3 separate regions of the Mus musculus genome follow, and all the other regions are linked to region 1. Evidence: chromatin loops called from intact Hi-C (ENCODE). Cell type or tissue: left cerebral cortex. All regions are shown on one strand.

Region 1 (8,000 bases):
GGAGCAGCAGCAGAGAGGCACCAAACAGAGCTTCTGCACACAGTAGGGATGAAATCTCGAGAAAAGCAGGAAGACTGGAAATACATCAGACCTCATGGAACCCACACACAGCCAGCCCATCAGCTTGATATTAGAATGGATTCTGATGGCCTACTTTCACTTTGATCCTGACTAGAGATCTCCTTAATAAAATACTTTATTATTATTTAATATTTATTCTTAATAAAATACTATCAAAAGTGGCAAATATCAGGCATAGTGAGAGAAGATGTGAGACAAAACACAGGGAGCACCTGCCAGGGGGCACAGGGAGATGACCAAACAGCAGAAGGGAGCCAGGCCATCCAAGCAGACCCAAAAGACATACACTGCAGTTATCAGATTGCTCTATCACAGATTAAGGCTCAGCAGGGTAAGTGTTAGGGTGCCTTCCCTATCTTGAGTCAATACTGTCCCCACAGTCCCCATAATAACTTGAGGGACTTAGAAGTATGGAGAATTAGGACCCATTATCACAGCAGTCCACGGGAGGAGTTAAGCAAACAGAGCTCAACAGTCTGTGACTTTACGTTGCCTGCAACAGGAAAACTACTGACATTAGACTCAAATATATCAGAGATGACCATTTTCATTACCAGGTTAATCACTACAGTGGCCAACTAGTAACAGAACGATGACTAGTTGGCAAGCAGGAGGACATACATGAAAGCCAGAAAAAAACCATAATCCCCCAAAAGTAAAATACACAGGACAGGTCAGAAAACACCATGAGACAGCCCAGGTAAGTACTTTTTCCAATGTAACTGGATAAATATTACAAACACTCAGAATAACTAGAGGGTTTTGTTTGTTTGTTTTAATACCTTCAGATAACCAGAGAAAGGCTGACGTGAAAGGGAACAGAAAATAAATCCTGGGCAAATATTAGCTGAAGACAGTCTAAGGTGCTGGAGCAACATTCCTGAGAAGAAACTTGAAGGCAAGCTCTGTTGATATGGGTACAGGCAGTAATGTCAAAGGCACAAGATGGAAAGTACTATCCACCTCGCCAACCACACACCCACTATCAGTGAGGCCAACGCTGACAGAGGGAGGCAGGTCCACAATGCTGTAGACCATCCTTCTGCAGCTGGCAGAGGGAGGTAGGGAGTGTGGGACCTGGCGGCCATAGGGAGCAGCTGTATCCACTCAGGTAAGATGTCAGTCCAGACACAGACCATGGTCAGGAGATAGCTCCCAAATGTATATGGTGAATACAATTATTTTCAAAAAGGCTCAAAGAACTTGTTTAAAAGAAAATGTTGAGTCCTTCAAGTAAGGGAGGGAGGAGGGGGAACAGCCACATTGAACCCCTTAATCAAAGCTCAGTGGTCTGTAGCCTCTGCTGCTGCTGACAGGAGTGCAGGCAGCTGTCTCCGGATGCAGACCCATGTGTTCCACACTTTCCAAGAACCAACATGCTACAGCAGATGACGGACAGAGGACACTCTTCCTATTCCATGATGCTACTTGGTGCAGGCTACTGGTCTTGTTAGGTCCCTGACCCTGCCTACACAGCTAGAAATAGCAATGGAGGAACAAAAGACTTGTGAAGAAGATGTATAAACTAGAGAAAGTCACGAGGAGGGAGAGATGCTATTTCCATGTGTGCATCAGTCCGGCACCGTTGCTGCAATGTACAAATGTAAGGCCTCACAAACATACAAATGTAAGGCCTCACAAACATACAAATGTAAGGCCTCACAAATGGAAACCTCAGAGATACACTGTGAGGAGTAAGGTGACACTGGATGTAGCTGTGAAGAACTAGAGCCATCAGCTAGTGAATGGAGGATATGTGTCCAACAAGACAATGTACCTAGAAAGGACACTGGATCCGGTGCTTTATCACTAGAAATGAGGGGGACAGCAGCTGATCCACTCTTCACGGAGGTGGCTTAGTGGTCACATGTATCCCTGACTTTGCTCCCATAGTAGGGCTCACCTCTCTGAAGCTGTTGTAGATCCGGCTACCCTGATGAGCTCCAATAGTGATTTCTGGGAGGTAGACCGGAATGGTCGTGTAATTCAGCACTTCTGTCTTATCCTGAACCCTGAAAAGTAAGACAAACATGGATTACAACAAGCCATCAAAATAAGTACCATTAGACAAATATTCTTAACTCTTCATGTATCTACAGGGACTGGGGAGATGGCTCAGCAATTAGAAGCACTGGATGCTAAGAGAATCTGGCTTCAACTCCCAGCAACTGCACAGCAGCTCACCACTGTCTATAACTCCAGTTCCAGGGGATCTGTCACCCTCGCAAGACATATATGCAGGCAAAACACCAATGCACATAAAAATAAATAAATCTTTAAAAAAAACCCAAAACAAACAAAAAACCCCAAAACAACAACAACACCACTACTACTAACTAAGTGCTGTTCACAAGCAGGCATGTTCAAGGCACCACTTCTCTTAAAGATCTCTGGGGTCATGTAGCCACTCTGCTAAACAGCTCCAGAACTGAGGGAGTTCTGAGAAGCCCTGATACCTTCAGATAGTGGGCTCTCGATGAAGGGTTTGGGAAATGGAAAAATGGAGCCAATGTGTACTTCACACACAATAGCAGGAGTAATCTACCAGCAGATGGTAGTCCCCACGTTATGCACACTATGCCCTCATTAGAAAGCCAAGTGACAGTACCACATGGAACTTGCTAGGTAGCACACTGGGCCATATTTATCAAGGGTAGATTCATTTCTGGTACTACTAATACCAACTGTAGGCTTCTCCCTTGCTTTACCATTTCATTCTGCTGATTCAAGAACGTTTATACAACTGTTACATCCCATTCTCTTCAAAGATGGGTTCAACATAAGCACTATGCTTGAAGAGACAAACCTTTTTTTTCCCCATTTTTTTCTTTTTTTAAAAATTAAATCTGGGCATAGTCATGCGCTAGACACCCTAGTACTTGGGAAGCTAAGGCAAAGGAACTGCCACAAGTTTGAGTCCAGCCTGGGCTACCTGGGGAGACAAATGTCTGAGGGGAAAAGGCACTAAAGCCTTTCTTAATCTTACAGGCTCAAGAAACAAAGTAATTATTTTCAACAAATTCTTAGCTATACCTAAGTTGTAAAGGCAAGAGAGGATGTTTCTTGTCTGCAATTTCCAAGTGTAGATTCTATAACTGTATCTGGTTCCTGGTGGCTAGATGGCTCACTATATAAACCCGTAGGCGACAGCCAGGTCCCCACAGAACTAGAACCTAAGAGGAATGCATGGTGCATGGGTCCGTGGGTCACGCTTGCTTCCACAAGAAATCACAGAGAAATGATGACTGTGGTAAGGCTGAACTTAGTTGGTGGCAGGAATGTCCTAGTGCAAATGCGCCACTCCCACAATGATCGAGCGATTCAAATCCCCCAAGCACAGTTGTTCGGGTAGCCCTGCCTGCCCGTCCTCCTGCGTGGTTTGCACTGGTTTAGGTGAGTGCCCATACTAGATAGACACTGTCAAAGATTAAGATTGCTTTTCTTAGCTTTCATATCCTATCCAGTTGGTTTTTTTCTGCCAAAAGAAATGAAAACATTTAAAAACAGTTCAAGCATACAAACAGTAGAGTCTGTAGAGGACACATTAGCCCTGCTCTGTAAGCTTGCTCTGATTAGCTGTTACATGAAATTCCACAGAGCCAAGGCCTGGCCTCAGCACTACTTTTGAGCACTCCCTCTCTACAGCAACAAGTTGACAACCTTCTCGTGCTCTTCATGACTTGCTAGCAGCATACACACACAGCTCTCTACTGTAACACAGGATTATTCTGTACCTGCTACTGTTAATTCTGTTGAAGTGGTAACAAAATATTTCAACTAAAAATGAAGTACACCTTAAATGTTAACAAATATCAAAGGAGGGTGTCCTGGAAGTATGTGAACTATAGAACAACAGCGCCATCTATGTATGATTTGCCAGAATTACAATTTACACATGCCCCAGAAAAAGAACAAGAAGGCTTTAAAAGTACTCTGTTGTGTACCTTACTTAAACCTGGAGAAACAACTCTTAGCAGAGCTCACAGGATGAAGAGAGACACAGCACATCTCCGGTAAATACTTGTCAGATAGGCTAGAGATAACATCCTTGATCAGAGATAATGAAGAACTAAAGGCACTGGGAAGCCTCTATGATTCAGAACACAAAGCTGATAAGGAGCTATGCTTACGCAATAAACACATTTCAACGCTACAGATGGAGAAACCCATCTGAGAACAATGTTCCTGCCACACCAGTGTCCAACTATGATGTGACGAAGTGTCACAGGCTGATTAGTGCCATGGGCAGACGGCTTTAACCAGAGGCACTGAGGCACGACAACAGAAAAGTACAGAACAGCAATTAAGGTTCTATGGCTGAATATTTCTCCCATAGGAGAGAGGCCACTTTTCTCCCACTTTCCACAGGCTGTTTTTACTTCCTCCTGAACTGTAGTTCTGCCTGAAACCCTGTGGAGAACTTGCATCCATCACCACAGTACTAGATCTCTGTCTGGAAACTTCCAGCAGCTGCAATGAGCCTCATGGGCAGTAGGTGGGGCTGGGAGGGTGGGTATGGGGGTGGGGGTGGGGGGTGCACTGAAATGTAGCTGAAATTAAACAGAAATGTTCTAAAACGATAATTTGGTCAAGTCTGGACCAAATAAGTCTAACTGGCAAGTGGCATGTTTACAGCAATTGTCTCAGAAACAGATCATAATTTTCACTCAAGAAATTAAGATCAGCACAATTACCATTGAAAACTTATGAAACTGAGGAGAGGGCACAACACAGGGAAAGGACAAAGCCACAGTAAATGAAATACAAGCAATTAATTGGATGTTGTAACTCACAAACTCTGGGAAAATTACAGGTCACAGCTCTATACCCTGATAACCATATAACTAAGTAATACCAAAATTATGAATTTTAAGCACGGGTCAGATCAACATGTGTTTCAGATCAAATTTAGAAAATGATATGGTATTATCTGTGGGAGGTCAAAAGCCAGAAATACTCCCTAGTCGCAGTGAGTCTGTTTGGATCTTAGTCCTCGTGCCCTAATGCTAGCTCATACACTCTGCCCAGTTAACTGATTCTAAAAAGCAAGGATCACAAGACATTTGTGTAACAGACTCAGGGCATTAAGAGGAGGTGTCATGGTGATAACAAGACAGTAATAACCTTGCAGGCTGTGAAGAATATAAAGTTCAACACTGGGATTCAGGTCACCAGGTGCTAGAGCAGGACAGAGGTTGCAGTTTCTGAGCTAATCCAGGAACAGAAATGTTAGTGCTTGAGAGCACTCTTCATAAAGAGGAAACAGGAACTCTCTTAACCTAAAAACAAGTAAACAAAACAGACGAACCTCTGGAGGTGTATTGGAAAACAGTGAGGGCAGTTAGGAACTGACCAGAAGCAGAGATCCAAAATGAAGGCACCAAACCACTCCAGCAGAGAACAACAGGATCAGAAGAGAAACCACAACAGAGTAGTACATCAGCCTTCAGAGTAGTCTTTGGGGAGAAGTGAGGGTTAGCATAAATGGAGGGGCCCAACAGCCTCAGACTCTATCCCAAGCACATGACAGAGCAGGGCAAGACAGGCACAGACAGGCTCAGAGTGCTGCAGCAGCTCCACTTCCTGACAGACATCTCACAGCATCTCCACCATCTGGGCTTTCCACTGCAAACCACCCTTCATTTTCTCATCTTCATGCAGCAATCTTATATGGCTTCCTGTCCTCTTAGGGCTGTCCTTCATGCAGGACTCCTCTGCCACACACTTCCTGGACTCATAGCTCCCTGAAACTACGGAAGAATTCCTGACTCCTCAATTCTTGTGTATTTCACGCCTCTAGGGCCAATACCATTTAGATAACATGCCAAGATCAGCAGCTAGCTTGGGATGGGCCCTCTTTGCCTTTGACCACATCGGTATGTTGAAGCTTCCTCATAAGGTAGAAGCTTAGCTGTATGAGGTCTTGTTTCCTGGGCATCTTACCCTCCAATGAGGGACAGTCCAATGTGGACTGGCCTTAACTAATCTATTTAAACAATTAAAGCCTCTCTTGACAGAGATGCCTTGGCTGTAAACATTAAACTTCCTAGTGCTTTTATTTTCCTCCAGGTTATATATGTTGTTATTTCTTTCTGTTCCATTTGCTCTTTTTCAGTGTAGAACTATATACGGGTTATCAATAATAACCTAACCACAGACTCAATGCTATACTCTCTTGAAATTTCCTCTGCCAAAGAGATTAGTCTATTACTTAATTAGCATCAGGCAAGTTCTCAGGACAAGGGCAGAAGGCAGCCAGATTCCTAGCCAAGGTATCACAGCCTAGCTGTTGGTAAAGTCCATGCGTGAGTATGAGCCTCAGTGCTACTGACTTTCAAGTTCCTACTACAAGAGCCCATTATGTTCTGCTTACAAAATGCAGCTACTTTACTAATCTAAAACATCAAAGCCTTCCACATACCTTAAAACAAAACAAATAAATAAAACATGGCCAGATTCTTCACAGCAACACCCCACTCTCTAGTACTAAAACCTCTAGGACAGCAGGGTAGAACGCCATAGAATCAGGAAGCACAATTTTTCTTACTGGATTCTAGGGGAACAGTGAATGGAATCATTCCTTCCACTTCCTGATACCTAGACTGGCTATGGAAGCAGCACCATATACTGAATGCTGATTCAAAGCACATACTACCTTCTGGAGAACCCTGGAGTGTAGGGAAATCTTCACAGTGAGCACCACTATGGGCAGGGTACCTGGCTATACATTTTATTTGAAAGATGAAATAGCCAGATGTGTGATTGGCTGAATATTGATTTATGAGCTGGAGACTATATTTTGGCTGGATGGTCAGGGCTACAGAATGAGGCAAATGCTTCCTGCCTGCTTGTCTTCATTCTTGCTGGCAAGTCCATCTATCCTGTTGTTGCAGCATTCATGCACCAATATTAGAACCAACTTCTTTGGGACTCTAATGTACACTTAAGACTCTGGGATTGGGGCTGGAGAGATGGCTCAGTGGCTAAGAACACTGACTGCTCTTCCGAAGGTCCTGAGTTCAAATCCCAGCAACCACATGGTGGCTCACAACCACCCGTCATGAGATCTGATGCCCTCTTCTGAAGACAGCTACAGTGTACTTATGTATAATAAATAAATCTTTGGGCCTGAGCAAGCAGAGATCCTAAAAATTCAATTCCCAACAACCACATGAAGACTTACAACTGTTCAGCTACAGTGTACCCATATACATAAAATAAATAAATAAATTAAAAAAAAAAAAGACTCTAGGAATCCTCCAGGCCCTCAGCACCAGATAGGGATTAGAGAGAATAGTGTCAAATAGCTATTGCTGGATTATCACAACAGCAACCTATAAATCAATCCAATAAATCAATCTCAATCTCTCTCTTTTTCACATACACACACACACATACACACACACACACACACACACACACACACAGCCCTACCTATTCAAGGGAACAGAATGTATGACTCCATTTCAAGCAGTAATAGGTATCCCATGGTATCCACAGGGTTGCTTTCAGAGACCCTGTGGAGAGCAAACTCTAAGGACATAAAAAGCACAGTACTGACTGTCACACAGCCTCCATGTTTCCAGCCACACACTTTCAGTAATTCTCACGGTGGACACAGCAGTCACTACAATGCTCAAAGAATACTGAGAAGGAAAAATCTCCACATACTCAGAACAACCACAATATTCAAACAAACAAACAAACAAACAAACAAACAACAACAACAAACTTGGCCAATGTTGTGGCTAAAGCAGGCTAACTGCACATTTCTTAGATGACAGTTACAATATACTAAGAGATCATATCTTGCAGTAGAGTGGAACAATGCCAGCAATGCTGTAAGGGACTGAGAGTGCACCATGCTGTCAGCCACCTGCCCTCCTGTGGAATGGCACTGGACACAGATGAGCTAGGAA
Region 2 (8,000 bases), 500 kb before region 1:
TGCCCACATCTGTCTGCACTGTGCCTTGCTTGGAGAAAGGTGGGGTTGCTGCACCAGGAACAGATGCAGGTCCAAACTGCACTTCACAGAGAAACTGTTCATTGCTAGCCACATGGGAAGGTCAGTACCAGGCATAATCTAGGGGTTCACAGTCACACATCCCATGTCTTATTAGAGGGCACACAGGAGACATCTCTGAAATGCATACTAAGTAAGTGCAAGAGCTAGGGGATGCTCTCACATGAGAGCAGGTGCTCCTAGCTCCTGTGCTTTGGGAGCCCCAGAGCATCAACTGCGGAGAGCCACTGGACTACTCTAACTTACTCCGGGCTGATGGCTGCCATACCAGGGGACACCAACCTGTGTCTCCCCACCCAGTCCTGTCACTACCCCAGGGGTCAATGTCACGTAGAAGCTACCAAGGTCCACTCCCTGTCTTGACATCCTGCTTTCACTCTGACTGCCACATGCTCACTATGGCAAGCCTACCCCAAACCGCCTGGGCTGGCAGCCCGTTATTAGAGAGCTTGCCTTCTCCTCCACGGGCCTCCTCTGGTTTTCAGTACCTCCTCCCACTCATCTAAACTAGGAAAAAACCTCAAACAGACTGTGTGTGTGGTGGATCCTCATGCTGGCTAAGGCTTGGGCTCATGGGAAGCTATCCTAGCCTCAACTGGTCTGACTTTCTCTCTGATCCAGCTCCAGTCTCTAAGGAACCATAGAAGGGTCCTCACTTCTTTATACCTAAAGCATTCTGTCCTAATGCACCAAACCTGTCTTTCCTGGATTACTAAATGCCAACTCAGACACTTTCTAGAGAAATGGCCCCAGCAAGAACATTCTCTGCTATATACCCAAAGGTGCACATCTGACTCTGGCCTGGTGCTGCTCAACCTCCTGCAAGTGAGTGTATTGGAGATCACAGTGCCCACACTCATATCAGCCCCAGTTCCTCTCAATTCCATTGCTTTTTTTTTTTAAAGATTTATTTATTTATTATTATATGTAAGTACACTGCCGTTGTCTTCAGACACTGTAAGAGGACGTCAGATGTCATTACGGATGGTTGTGAACCACCATGTGGTTGCTGGGATTTGAACACAGGACCTTCGGAAGAGCAGCAGGTGCTCTTAACTGCTGAGCCATCTCACCATCCAATTCCATGGCTTGTTACTGTTTAAGGAGGTAGTCTCATCTTCTAGGCTTCTTTCCATTGGATTTGTCTACTCAAACATGCTTTATCCTGGGACCATGTCTTTTACCCAGGCCGCAGTAGACACATCACTTATTGTTTAGCAGGAAGGAACCCTCAACAGCATCCCCAGGATCAAGGTGAACAGGCAATTTCTTTGGGGATGCTTTTCCCCATAATGCTTGCCCTGGGCCTCACCTCTGGGGGCTTCTGAGGGCCCCTGGTGGTTGAGAGCCAACCTTTGCATCACAGATGTAAATAAACTTTATCCCTGGTTTCTCTGTGGGATCAAGCAGATCAAGAGAGGTTGCTGATTCATTGGACTTCCTTTGTGCTTCTCCTGTCTTGACTTCTAAGACTATCATACCACCACTTACTGGGTTTGCTGAAATTCTATCTAAGGAAGCAGTGGGATGCCATGATGAACTGCAACTACCTCTATAAAGGTAGTTGATGGTTTGACCAAATTTCTACACTGGGAGTGCTTGTTTCTCAGACATGAAGCCATTCAGAAGGCAGTGGTGACTACAGGTGGTACCAGCGGAGTGTGTAGTCACAAGGGCTATGTGTAATCTTACTACTACCCGAATAGCTCTTTGGAGAAGGCATCAACAGAAGCAGGCTATAGACAGGAATGAGGACCGAAGGCCCACTGAAGGGTACTGGGCTTTGTAGTCTGAGGCCAGTGTCTCATCAGTGAGAAATTATGGATGACCCTCAGAAGACCACATTGCTGACATCTTTGTTAAGCTTCCTGATGACACATGACTCTGTCACTGCAGACAGGTCCAGGAGGCTAAGGACAGCGTATCACTCTACCTCCCAGTCCATGGTGCTCTGACTGAGCTCCGACAACTTCAAAGCTGTGTCTGGCTTGGGGCCTGGTTTGAATTATGGTTCCTTTTCTCTCATAAGTCTCTAAGCCCGAGGAGAAAGTGCCCGTTACTTCTGGATCTCATTAGGGGCAATTTTCTTATCTTTTCTTCATCGGAGCCTTGATCCCCTGAAAATGTGACCTGGCAGGAGAGGGCTCTGAAGAACAAGGTGCTGCCTTTGAGGCATGCCTTGTCCCAAGGGGCCCCAAAGGCGGAGACTGAAGAAGAAAGGGAGAATGAGCCTCTGACCCCCTTCCCCACCTGATGCCCAGGGAACTATAAATTGTGAACTTCAAAGTGCTACTTTACATTAAAATCAATAAAAAAAAAAAAAAAGACAACCTGAAACAATTTCCCTTTTCAAAGAAGCGATTGAAGCTTTAGAAGGCGCTCTCAATAAGGGGTTATCATTCATACACTTTCCAAACACTAGAACAGATGTCAGGGTGAGGAAGGAAGGCTCACCTCAAAGGCCGGCCAGGAAGTTCAGACACTGCACATACCTGGCCAGGGACACCAGGGATCAGACTTGGGGCCCAGGACCACAGAACTGCAGGCACACTCAAGAAATTCCCCCTGTGAAGCACAAGGCCTGGGGGATGAGGGCCGGCCCAGTCACTCAGCTGTAAGGACTGATGAGTGGAGGGTATCCATTTATTGTCATCAAGAGTATTATCTTCTTTCTGTACCATAGCCACCATGAGGCCTTCACAGGCCCTGACCTGCAAACAGCATCCACTCAGAAATAAAGGCCGCTTACTGGGCAATGACTTTCTCTCTTACCACGGATAAATCATATCTCCAGTGCTGAGGAGAGAGCCAGGCTTCAGTGCTATTGGGCGAGTGCATGACAGTCCTGGCTCTCAGGCTCAGCTTCCATGGACTTTCTAGTGTTTAGGGGAGGGTTGTAAGTGAGGTGAGCACAGATCAATGTGGTTCAACCAAAGGTATAAGAGGAGAGGAGCAGGTCATAGGCAGCATGAAGCTTCTAAGGCCTGAGCGATCCCTGCCTGCACCTAGCCAACAGCTGAACAGCAGACCTTTGTAATCGTGTCAAATGAGATATGTCACTTCTAGGAACTACTGATGAGCCAGTCAACTCTCACCCACTCGGCCAGGACTCTACCATACTGGATCCCAACCACCTGTCCAATGAGAAGTGGGACTGAAAACCTACTTCAAAATGAGCAAGCAGATGCTGGGAAGTGCCCTGAGACTGGCTCCACAGCTAAAGAGCACATGGCAGGTCTATATAAACTTTACGGACACATCTCACTGACTAGGGGCATATACACTTGCATACATGCACACACACTTGCTCAAACCTCCAGAGATCTATGTCTTACGGAATAAGCATATAAACACACAGCAATAGGCATATACAGGGACACACACAGACACACAGACACACGGGGCGGGGGGGGGGGGAGAGGGAGGGAGAGAGAGAGATAAAGACATATACATAGTACCACTCAGAATCACATAGACACATGTACATATATCTACACACACACACAAGGCACCTGCCTGTACATATGTACTTCATATGTATAGAGGTCAAGACATGACCCCAGAATTACAGAAGAGGCAGAGAAGACCCTTGGAGGTCCGTTGATGTTCTTATCCATAATACAAAAAAAAAGTGCATTTTGAGACCCAAGGCCCCCCACGGGCCATGCAGGCCCAGGAACTACTCCTGGGCTATGGCTAACTCGTCTGGAGCCTCCACAGTGCACAATGGCTGGGGAAAGCTGCCACAGTAACACAGGAAGAAAGCGGGGCCCAGCCATCCACTGTTGGCTGCAGTCTGGCCTGATGGTAATAAAAAGAACTGTGGAGGATGGAAGTCAGTACTTTGTAAAAAGCAGCCAGTGTGAGGGACCAGATCAGCACAGACGATGTAGTGTGAGCTATCGCTCTCCTTCATTCAGTTCCACTTTCCTTTTACAAAGGGTTTGTGGAATAATGAGCAGGGAATGAGATCTTTACATCCTCAGTTTTCAGTGACTCATGAATACTTTCTAGCACAGCAGAAAACTTCCCCTTCTATCACCTCCCCATCTTACCACTGGGACTCAACAGGCTCTCAGAAAAGGGAACTCCTAAGAGAAGTGAGGCAGTACAACAATTAACTCCAGAGTCTCCAGATGACTTGGCTGCCCTGGACTCAGAAGAACCAGCCTCTGTGGTTGGACAGTGGGGTACTCACCTGAAGGCTGCCAAGTACTCAGCGTCTCCCATGGGGGGTTCGAGGCCACCCGTGAAAGCCATGTTGACATTGAAACCCACGCCTGGCCCTGTGCCCACCTGCGGCCACAAGGAGAGAAACTGTCACCAACTCAAGAGAATACCTGGCACAACCAACACTTGAACTAGGGTGGATTGGACTGGCGTGCCCACAGGGATAGCTACATGTCCCGTGCATATGTGTGTGAGCTCACCAGTGAAGCTGGCTACCAGTGCCAGGCACTGTCGTCAGCGGTACAGTTTTCACAGGGCTGCAGTTATCTACAGGCCCTGAACTAGGAGGAATCACTGAAAGACAAAAGTGACTCTACTGTGGGACCATCTTCAGGGGCAAGCTCTGTGTCCCTGGGCATGCTGCTTAAAGATGCCCCCTAACCACAGTGGCTGGGAGTATCATCACAAGGTAGAGAAGCAGGAGTCCTGGGGAGCAGCTCAGCAACCTCCCTTAGTGTGTGCTTTGCTCACTCTGAATGTAACCAGATTTGGTGTGCAGATTCCCACTAAACTAGAAAAAATTCTGGCCTAAATCATGCACAGGATAATCCAGGCTAGCATTTCTGGCAGGGCAACCTGAGCTGTAACAAGTGTGAAATACTACTTCTGTGGCAGATGCAGGGCCTGCACCTGCCTGGTTCTCTTGGTAGCTGTGGTATCTGGCTCCAAGATAGCTTGTTCTCCTCCAGATACTCACAAAGTTTCATACACTCCACATACCTCATCTGGTGCTCCACTTCCTGGGAAGAAGTTCCCATCGTCATAGCGGTGCAGGGACATGTAGAGAACATTGGGGTCATTGTAGAAGGCCTGCTGGGTCCCATTCCCATGATGTACATCCTAAGAGAACAAGAGAACTGGCTCAGGGAGGATCAGGCCTTGAGTTCGACCCTCCTACTAGGTGAATAGCCTGGAATCTCTGGTACACCTCATGGTCAGGTATTGTGGGTACATGCAGCATTACAGAAATGCTGAGGCAAGAGTCTGAGTAACTCTGAGCACATAGTGTAGTCCTGACTTCAGTGAAAGGGATAGATGGGGTTAGGCTTCTAGCTGAGCTGAGGCTGCTATGTCAACAAAGCCATCTGAGTAATCTCACATGCCTGCCTTATTTGTGGTAAGTGAGCCATTTCCTAAGGATAATCACTAATTGTGGGTTGGCTACTTACAGGCACGTCACAAAGGGCAGCTGTTCTCAAGCTGTGTGTCGCAACCCCTTTGGGGCTGCATATCAGAGTTCCTGCATATCAGATATTTACATTACGATTCATAACTAGCAAAATTACAATTATGAAAGAGTGGCGAAAATAATTTTATAATTGGGGGGTCACAACACAAGAACTGCATTAAAGTCTGCAGCATTAGGAAGATTGAGAACGACTGACATAGGATATGTGGCAGTTGACCCTAGGTGGTCATGAGTGACCCCCCACCCTGAAAAGAAAATGACCAGCTCTTTTCTTAAGACTTGATGCACATTTATCAAGAGGCAGCTTTGGTTTCTGCCAGGCCGGTGGCCACTGTTGTAGGTCATGGGACTTAGTTTCCAGGATGGGCAGGCTAGGTGGTTTTGGGCTGCATAGCGCTCTCTCTCTCTCTCTCTCTCTCTCTCCCTCTCTCTCTCTCTCTCTGTGTGTGTGTGAGAGAGAGAGAGACAGACAGACAGACAGGAAGAGAGACAGAGACAGAGAATGAGGAAAGCTTTTTCTACAGGGTCATTCATCTGTGCTCAGTGCACACTGTGGATGGATGCCCCAGCGCTCACAAACACAAGAGCCTTTCATGCCACGCACCAGGTTCCTGGTGGAAGGAGGAACCATTGGTAACACTGTACAGTAAGTGGATGAGTACTGTAAATGAATCATAGTAGTATCTATGTGTGTTACCATCATGCATTTTAAGACAAAGTGTGGCCCTGGGGAGCATGTCCTGCAGCCCTGGGAAGACGAGACTGTCTATGTGGGTCACCTGCTGACTTCCTTGTTCCCAGAACATAATTGTCACATCTATGTAGCCACCAACTGCATGGCACTTCTGTTTTTTGTTTGTTTGTTTGTTTGTTTTTGCCACTTCTCTGCTTGTTCCCTAAGGAAGGGCCAGGATGGAGGAGGGGACAGGTTCACTGGTGTAGAAAACTACAACCTTCCTGCCTTGCTCAGGCCCTGTTCCAGACCCAAGTTGACTTGTTCTTCTGGTTTATATTTTGTTGGTTCTTTTTGAAACTGAGAAGGGCTTGAAATCCAAATGCTGTCCCAACCTGATGTGGGCTTAGTATAAAGGATGTTATGAGACATCAGTACTAAAGAGTTTCTGTGTGCAGGTATATATTAGAACCACTGGTTTCTTACCGCTTTTCATGTAACATATAATTCTGTAGAACAGGGCTACCCAGCACGCATGTCCTGAAGACCACTTCTCTCAGCCAGGACCAGGGTGATCCAGCCTGGCAGAAGCCCAGATTGCCTCTTTTCCTGGTGTTTGGAGTTTATGACACGTAAGCACTGTAACTAAGGAGTGCTGGCAGGCACACCTCAACACCTGTCTACTCATGGGACAGTGACATTTGGCTTAACTCTCAGAGAAAAATCAGCCACTCCATAGTGGGGTTATAAGAAGCTCTGTTCATTTAGGAAGATGGAGGCTTAGTCATGTGTGTGGTGTGACTTTCAGCTAGCACAAGTGGGCAGTCCAGGTCCATGTCCCCAGGTCAGAGCATAGAGAAAGGTTGAACTTGACCTTCGATTCTCCAGCTTCCTAGAGACACTGCTGAGGACCAGCCATGGTGGCAATCCTCACTATGGGCACGATCCTGCAGGTCAGGGCCCATGAGGTTAGGATCAGCTGGCCAAAGTCTTGAAACCAACTTCTAATGGATGCAGGCTTCTCTGATCTCTGAGACTGTTTCCAGAGAGTTCAGTTCCTCAATTCCAAGTATCAACAGGACAAGGCCCAGTGCTCAATCAGGCTGTCCACTGGGGAGACAGGTGGGCATGCATGCTCTCCCCAGAACTGGCTAATGAGGCATCCACTCACCCAGTCTACAATGAGGATCTTGCTCACATTCAGCCTCTGCTGGAGAAGTTTGGCTGCAACTGCCACGGAGTTAAAGTAGCAGAAACCCCTGCAGAAGAGACACCTAGTTACTGTTTTTTACACCATTCATAGCAGAGCATTGTCTAAAGTCCCTATGAGGGTTCAGGGGAAGGCCAGCTGGTTCTTCTGCGGACCTCAAGTGATGGTGGTGATGGACCAACAGATTATAGACACATGAAGCCACACTAAATACACATATGCCATAGATTCACAGGCACAGAAGCACATGTGCCACGTAAGATTCACCCATCAGACACACATACTATCCTCCACAGACACACATGTATACACCGTTATATGAGTACACATACCACAGAAGATATCTACCCACCACAGAGAACCTCCCCCAACCCCAGATATACACACAGGCACACTTAAGTGCCTACACCCACCTACAGACACAACATACAAGCATACACAAACACACATGCAAACAGCACAAATATACACAGACACATATACATAGATCAGATGCGCGTGTGCACGCATGCGCGCGCGCACACACACACACACACACACACACACTGAAGACATACAAACACTGTTAATGGTTAATATTGGTTGACTTGACAGAATCTAGATTATCTAGAATATATCTA
Region 3 (8,000 bases), 470 kb before region 1:
TCAGGAGGCTCCTTTCCCAGCGAGAGCTGCATCAGAAGGGGTGCTGGGAAGACTGGATAGAGTGCTGGGGGAGAGTCACAAACACAGCCCTGACATCCCAGCACTTAGAAGACTGAGGCAGGAGAGTCCGAGTTTGAGGCCAGCAAGATTTAATATCAAAACAGCAACAGAGGTTCAAATAAATACAATAAAGAGACAAACCAAAACCAAAACCCAGCTAACCCCAAAGGAAAAACCTCAACCTGGAGATCAGCACCGACTGGGCTGCTGGGTGTCAGACGCTGCCTACGGGAACTGAGTCTTTTCACTTTGTCACTCTGTGCTAGCATCTCACTCATAGATGGGAAGATGAAGCCCATGGTCCCTGGCTTCCAAGAGAACAGACAGGAAGGGGCCTGAGTGTAGGGAGCGGTCCATGGTCACTGAGACACTGCTCTCAGAGCTGGAGGAGGGTGTCCCAGCAGACCAAGTGCTGTTCCTGTCCAGATCACTGACTTGGGAGAGCCAAGGGCATACTAGGGACAAAAAGCACAAGACAGGAAACCAATACCAAGCCCTACAGACCAACTCACCCCAGTAGGTGGGAACTCTAACACACCAACCAGAGGCTGGCCCAGGGGAACACTGGAACATGGACAACGCCAGTTCTAGGATTGCTCTGGCTGTGATTCTGAGTGAAGCAACAGGTGTGAAGAAGTCACCCACTGACCTAAGGATGATGTAGAGAACTGGGCCAAGTCACCAATAGGGAGGGTTGTGTGTCTCATGAGAAACATTCCACATGCCATCATTTCTGAAACAGTCCCTCCAAAGTGTGGTAACTGGGTAAATGTCACGAGTTTACTTTGTCTCAAACTTGTATTTTTCTAAATGCAATCATCCTCAAGCTGAGAAATCAACGGTCACTTCTGCACTTCATGCACTTGCTTCCTCGAGCTGTAGGGAAACCAATCAGTGGGAGAGCAGGAGGCTAAACAGAGGGCCACTGGCACTGACTGGTACTCCTTGGTCATTTTTCTAAGCAGGACACAGTTTTTTGCCACAGTTAAGGTAGCTATCACATTACAGAGAACCATAGAGTTTCTACTGTTGTATGGGCTCAGTTGTTCTTTCCAGCCTTCTTTAAAAGCTACAGGAGGCCAAGGAAACTGCTAACGCCACAGAGATCTCCTTGTGGTTCTTACCTGTGACAAGGGGTGTCTGGGTGGGTGGCTGCTCCAGCAGGACCATGTGCTGCAGGAGGGGGTTGTGAGCTGCTGCACCGTCCCTCTCCAGGGGCGAGGTGCTCAGGTACGGGGTGAGGTGGGTCCCAGGGAACAAGATCCGCTGCTGGAGAGCTGGGAGAGCAAGCCTCTCAGCATCCTGCTGACCTGCCGCACCCTGAAAGGCAGAACCAGTAAACTCAGGCTGTGGGAACTGGAGTAGACAACCACCCCATGCCACACAGACCCACAGAGGCCAACTTACAGCGGCAGGGCCAGTGGCAGGAAGTCCCAAGGTGATGTTGGGTAAGGATGGTGACGTGTAGAGAGGAAGTGGGGCGACTGAGCCTTCTCGAGTCACAAGTCTGTGTGCCAAGCTCGTCTGTAGACAGAAGACATTGTGACCGTCAGAGTCTACTACAGACATTCCAATACAAGCAGCATACCCAGGGCTGCAAGGGCACTTACAGCATGAGGTGCTGATGTGTGGTTGCCTGGTGCAAAACAAACTGTGCAGACTGTGGCCTCCAGTGCAGGGAAGACCACAGCATGCCACCGGAACTGAATCAGGGCTCCCATTCCTGAGTTTTCCCCTCTTAATGGGCTCCTGCTACCTTGTTTGTTTTTATTCAATCTGCCTACTTACCATAAAGCTATGGGTAGGATATTTAGAACAACACATCTTAAAATATTTTTGTAGTTAGAAGTTTTTCAAGAATGACATCAAAAGCAGAAAGCAAGGAGAAAGTTAATGGTGAGGAGGAAAAACCCTGTTCTTATAAAGGTAGATGATGACAGGAATCTGCAATGCGCAGGAAAAACAAAGACTGGAATATAAAGAACTTGTCAATCATAGACCAATTAACATGAGAGCAGAACTCAATAAAGACAATGACAAAAGCACCCATTTTAAGGGAAATGAAAAAATGCTCAACTTTTATCAGTGACTGAAAAACATATTTACCAAGTCATCAAACTGACAGATTTTGTAAAAGCTCAGAAAAGCTGAACCAAGTGGTCATGGGATTATAAACTGCTGTCCTTTTTTGCAGATTGATTTCGCAGTCTGTGTTTGGAAGCCTTAAAAGCTGTGTTGCTCTTGACTGTGAGGCTCCACTCTGAATGCAGTGGGAAGAAACAGCCCTAAGAAAATGGCTCCCAAGCACATGAAGTCAGCCACAGGGTCATTTAAGCAGTCTGATGGCAGCAGAGTATGTGGCTTCCACCTTGCTGCAAGTCATAGCTAAAAGAACACAGGGACTTGTACATATCAACACACAGAGGTCAGGGACTGCCCTGATAATCATGCTAGCCGTTATTTCTGTTTATTAGAGGTTATTATTCTGTCATTACTGGTGTTACTTCTAAGGTCAGTGTTAGAGGTACATTTAGGGTAGGTTTGTCACTAGAGTTAGTGTTCTTCTTGGGGTTGGAGCAGAGGTTAGGCTTAGGGTTACTATTGGTGGCAGAGCTAGGGTTAGGATTAGGTTACAGCTTGGTATAAAATTAGTGCAGGAGCTTCCTGGGAGTGTTGGGGTTCCTCAGTGAGCCTGGGCCAGTGGTCAGACATTGCATACTCTGCAGGAGTGTGAGCATGTGCAGTTTGTAATAAGAGGTGTGTTAACTACCAGCACTTCAGGCTTTTGGGACACTGCTGGGGTTCCCCAGGGACACTACCATGAATAGCTAACACATGAGCAGCCCTCAGGCACAAGTTCATCCAATTCTAGAATGTGAAATTCAAAAGGTATGTCCACATGTGACCCAGGACTCAAACACCAGCTCTGCCTGTGACAATGACTGTCTGAGAAATGCCAGCAACCTTACTGGTCTTGGGGACGCTCTGGATGCTTTATTGATTTGTGGCAGCTCAATTTGCATATTTGGGCTTTATAAAGATGAGCACACAACTTAGAACCACAAAAGTGATGCTCCACCCAAACAAGGAGCTGTTATACATCTAAATGCCCACATCACAGATTTATCTGGGCCCATGACCAACAAGAGGGAAGCACAGTTAACATCCTAGGGCAGGAAACAGTTTTCTGGTTGTACGCTGAGGCTAATTACAGGTAGGTTTCAGCTATAAAAGCTTAGTCCTGCAGAAGGGCTGTTAAAACTTGTAACAACCTAAGAAAGTGCTAAGTTGGAAGGTTAAAGAACACCAATGATGAGAAAAATATAAGTATAAAGTAAAAGGAACCAAGCACAATGGAGTGAACGTCACTTCTTGCAGTGACCCTCATTTCTAACTTTCCAGACATAAAGGGGTTAGAAACCTGACACGAAGAAAGCACTGTGCCTGTGTATCTTCACCTGAGCCTATCAGCTCTTTGGAAGGGCAAGACTCATTTCTCAATGCTAAAGAAGGAACTCAGTCACTGTTACTAATCACAGGTTCCTGAAAGCTGACAGACAGCAGCTCCCAAGAAGTTTCCTGCTCACTGCGCTCACACACAACAGATAACAATACTGGCTCAACCCAAGGAGCTGTTTCTGGGTGTTCTCCCACATCCTGGCCTGTAGCAGCAACACCATTGGGGCAGTCTGAGTTCTCCTGTGTTTCCTTCACAGCCTGGTCAGAGCTCATCTTCCCTATCTACAGGGGAACTTGGAGAGCAGCCTCCTCTGCTGCTGCTGCTGCTGCTGCATCCTGGGCCAGGCATGTTGCTCGGGGAAGTATGTAGTGAGTGTGATGGGACCATGTTCTGGAGTCATGTTGGACCTGTCTTCTCTTTTCTGCTCCTTTCTCCCACATTAGTGTCCACCAGTAACATTCACTTCCCTAACCCTTGATTCTTGGCTGTTATAATCTGTGTATCTCTCAAATGTCCTTTTCACTCCACAACCGCTCTCACATGGCTGTTGCTTGCCCCATGTGCCTTAACGCACAGTGTGTATGATGACATCTGCTTCTGTGACACACTTGGAGAAAGAGCAAGAAAAAGGCAGATTGGGAGCTCCCAAATATTATGGGATCTGAGGTCCTCATGTTTCAGAGGACCATGATGAGGACAATAGGGAATGACACATGGAAGGCCCTTCCCAGAGTACTCCTATGTTTTGGTCTTCACTGGACTGTCAGGCACAAGGCAGGTACAAGGCAGGTATGTGGGGTGCTTGGCCTATATGAGTCTGTGCTGACCCACCTCAGCTGGAGCGCTGGGCACAGTGGGTGCGATGCCATTCTCAGTGCTGACGTTGCCAGAGCTGCTATTTGGAGAGCTGGGACCGGAGCCAGGGGCGCTGCTGCATGCGGAGTCTGTAGATGAGAGAAAGCAGTTGAGGATGGGCATTGGGTAGACTCAGAGAGCCCTACTGCCTCCCGGGGTTTCTGCCTGCTAGCCTGATACCAGTGTTTCAACGCAGGGATGCTAACACCATGCCCTCAGTCTCAGCTTTGCTGCTAACCTCCCATGAGCCTCCCAGTGATGAAGCTCTGTGGATGCACGGTTGATCCTTTCAGGGTGTGCATGTTACCTGTTCACAGTTCTTTTCCATTTCAAGATAGTTTGAAATATCATAAAGGTAAGCTCTTAAACACTTATTTATATTTGAACAAAAGACAAGTGAATACAAAGGCCCAGTGGGTTTTGGTTTTTGTTTTTTTTTTTAGCTTCGAAAGGTCAAATTCATTGTGTCTGTAAAAACAAGTTTGAACTCAAGCAACCTACGGAAACTGCTCAGTTTACATGCAACCCACTTACTTTACTATGAACAAAGTAGCATTCAGGAAACAGGCAGTGGCTTCTGCAGCTTACAAATGTGATTTGAAATATTAACATTTGAATGTGTTGGGCTTGACCCTGATTGGTGGGCTGGGCACACAGTTCCTTACACCCATGGGCTGGCTGCAGCTATCTCCTATCACAACAGCCTGGGTAGCGCCTCTCTATGTTCAGGGGCAGATGCTGAGCTTTTGAAGTCTGGCTCAGGGGCATTTTGACAATGGCATTATCTGGTTAACACTTCACAAACACACACATTAACTACTTTCCTGAAACAGTCCAGGTAGTAGCAATAGCACTCTGAGATCAAACTCTAGCCCTAGCCCTGGACACAGCAGGCCACTGAAGGGGTTCAAGGACACCCTTGCTTAACAGAGCACAGCCACTCATGCACCCAGCTAACAGGGCTCCTCAGCTGCAGAGCTGATTCAGAACACTGTCTGTAAGTATAGCCCTGCAAGACAGAGGATGGGAAGATGGAGGACTGGAGCAAACAAGCTTGCAGCCCTTCAGAGAGCGCAGAAGCTTGCCTCTATGAGTTGTGATGAGACATCATTTCACAGCACTCACTGACCAGGAAGCTGTGCCCAGGGCATCGCCTGCCCTGCACAGAAGTACGCCAAGGCAAAGACAACCTGACATCTATCTTGGCAGACGAAGAAGGCTTGGTCCTCTGTGGACTGCGTCACTTACCAGTCCCCTGAGGCCACTTCTCATTCTCTAGTAGCTGCCTACACCCTACCTCTCCACTCTAGAAGCCTGTAAACAATGCTTGCACATACCCTGCCAGACACTGACCATGAGCACAGGATCCATCCCTCTCTTCCAAATGCCAACCAGGTTACTACACAGGTGAAATTGTATTTCCCTGAATTTTGCCAGAGGGGAGCTCCAGATCCTACTGGAGTGAAGAGGCATTTCCATTTTACTTCTGTACACATGTACTTTGCTCAGAGTCCACGCTCTGCTCTTGAAGTCACACTGCCAACAGCAGCTACCATGCCCTACCTTGGACTATGCTCTCTTCTGCTGCAGCCTGTCTTTGCACAGCAGAACCAAGCAAGTCCTCCTTAGACACAAACTCCTGCTAAGTATGCAGATAAACATTCTTACCTACATGCTGCTCTGTAGGGCAAGAAAAATGTGGGTATGATTTATAGTTTTTCACTTTAAACAAACTATATTTTAGATTCATTCTGTTTCTAGGAATCCGGTCTATGGAAATGCACACAATCATGGCCTTCTGTTATTTGCATTAGCAAAAGAGGATGTCAGAAAGTACCTGCAACAGTTATTTTGGTTTTTCTTTTGTTTTGTTTTGTTTTTTGGTTTTTTGAGACAGGGTTTTTCTGTGTAGCCCTGGCTGTCCTGGAACTCTGTAGACCAGGCTGGCCTTGAACTCAGAAATCCTCCTGCCTCTGCCTCCCGAGTGCTAGGGTTAAAGGCGTGCGCCTGAGGAAGATAGGCGGTTGTACAGTAGGAGGCCCATCCTCAACTGTGGTGTGAACACATCACATACTGGTAAGGATGACAGGAAGCAGACTGAGTGTGAACCTTGATTCCATGTGGCACAGGTTCTTCTTCATGCTCTTCAGCCAGCATGAACTTCATCCCAGCTGGGAAGAGTGGTATGCTAACCTGCCGTGGCCCCTGGCCCTCCACGCAGGGTGCAGGCCTTTTCTGCTCAAGGATCTTTGCTGCTCCCTTGCTCTTCTTGGAGCAACCCTAGCTAGAGTCCCTTTCTCTCTGCTGCCTGAAAACAGCTCTATCTGAAGCGCCATTCTGTCACAAGTGTCCAGGTGGCTACAGTGACCTGAGTAGCACAGTCTGGCTCCCAATTTCACTTATCCATCAAGCTGTAGCTCCGAGGCCACCTTCTCCACAAGTTTACAGAGCAGACAAGTGATTCTAATACACTTCAAGCCTGCCCAAGGCTTTCATGAAGACTCCCACCTAACATAGTCAGCCCTGACCCGCACTACCATGCTGACCCCTCAGGCCATCTCCCTTGGGTCATGCTTTACTCAGAAAGCAGAGGGCAGGCACCTTCTTCTCACATGACTCTCAATGGGAATGAAGAAACAGCAGTCATTGGGGGTGTGTGGCACTCAGAGGAGCCTGACAGAGACTCTGTCTTATGAATGATCTTGCCAGTGAGAGTGCATAACCTAGGTATAAGCAAGGAGTGGCTCACACCAGGTACTGCCACAGGCAGCCAGGCTGCACAGCAGTGTGAGCAGCTTCTACTCACATGCCCCTAAAATTCCCAACTAAATTCCCAGTGATGGAGAGTGAGTATGGATTGTAATGCTTCTTGGGTTTCCCTAGATGTTTCTAATAGTACAAGCAGAGGACAGATTAAAACCATGATAAACATGAGTTCTAAGGGTACCAATGCTTCTTTGTGTTTTTTAGGTAAGGTGTCTCTAATAGAGTAAGCAGGAGAGAACTGCATGAAAAGGAAGGCTGTGATAAGCTACACAAGTGTCAGGATCTTCTTTGCACAGATCCAAGATCTACAAGCAAGTCCTTGAATGAGGAGGACTCACCGGCCCTGTGCCTAGAAGGCCGCAGAGCCCTCTGTCCTGAGGGCAGGTATATGAGACTTGGGTACTTGCTCTGAAGGACTTGGGCACAGGAGCCCTTTTGTTTTCCCCTGGACATCAGCACAGTCACTGAAACAGACTGGACCAACTAGACAGGTGCCACTTATAGACCAACAACCAGAACCGTGACCTTCCAACAGCATGTTCAAGGCTAGGGAACTCTCTTCAGGTCAGCTCTGAACAGCTTCCTTTTTCCTAGATGGTAAGATTCTAGGTGCTGGTGTGAGCCCTGGCTGAGGTGAACACTTAACCTAAGACGGAGGTGCTGAGAGGAGCTTCCTCCGGTGAGAAGGGCTGTATCCCGCTGCTTGTCCACCAGCAGGTGGGGCCAGGATCAGTGTGGTCACTGAAGTGGAACTAGCTGCCCTTACTCTGATTAGCCAGCCACGTTAGTGGGGAACAATATGGAAGCTCAAAGGCCCCACTATGTCTGTGGGCAGCAGAAAGTAGGCAGAAACATGCCA

What was found. Hi-C counts contacts between places; a loop is a spot of excess contacts. Peaks named below come from ENCODE experiments on the same cell type or tissue, not always from the same donor. Only the 100,000 strongest peaks of a DNase experiment are listed, where the experiment ranks them.
Region 2: it touches region 1 in a loop (4-fold over the local background); 22 of 42 quality-filtered maps call a loop at or near these places.
Region 3: a loop joins it to region 1, with 3 times the contacts of the local background. A loop is called at or near these places in 5 of 42 quality-filtered maps.

Annotation. Positions count from the first base shown.
Region 1 is chr1:92,450,027-92,458,026 of GRCm38, forward strand. It overlaps Ndufa10 (NADH:ubiquinone oxidoreductase subunit A10), which reads right to left. Exons shown (of 10, transcript NM_024197.1): 9 at 1,985-2,093. Among named protein-coding and RNA genes, the nearest start is that of Mir6900, 11 kb to the right of the region's middle. In left cerebral cortex, CTCF peaks have their summits at 3,947 and 4,570; a DNase peak (open chromatin) is centred at 3,970.
Region 2 is chr1:91,951,014-91,959,013 of GRCm38, forward strand. It overlaps Hdac4 (histone deacetylase 4), which reads right to left. Exons shown (of 27, transcript NM_207225.2): 20 at 7,342-7,429; 21 at 5,029-5,148; 22 at 4,277-4,374. Among named protein-coding and RNA genes, the nearest start is that of Gm46242, 75 kb to the left of the region's middle. In left cerebral cortex, no CTCF peak of the experiment used is centred here; DNase peaks (open chromatin) are centred at 575 and 3,952.
Region 3 is chr1:91,983,194-91,991,193 of GRCm38, forward strand. It overlaps Hdac4 (histone deacetylase 4), which reads right to left. Exons shown (of 27, transcript NM_207225.2): 9 at 4,352-4,464; 10 at 1,468-1,584; 11 at 1,185-1,380. Among named protein-coding and RNA genes, the nearest start is that of Gm46242, 110 kb to the left of the region's middle. In left cerebral cortex, a CTCF peak has its summit at 7,872 (motif pointing right); a DNase peak (open chromatin) is centred at 4,434.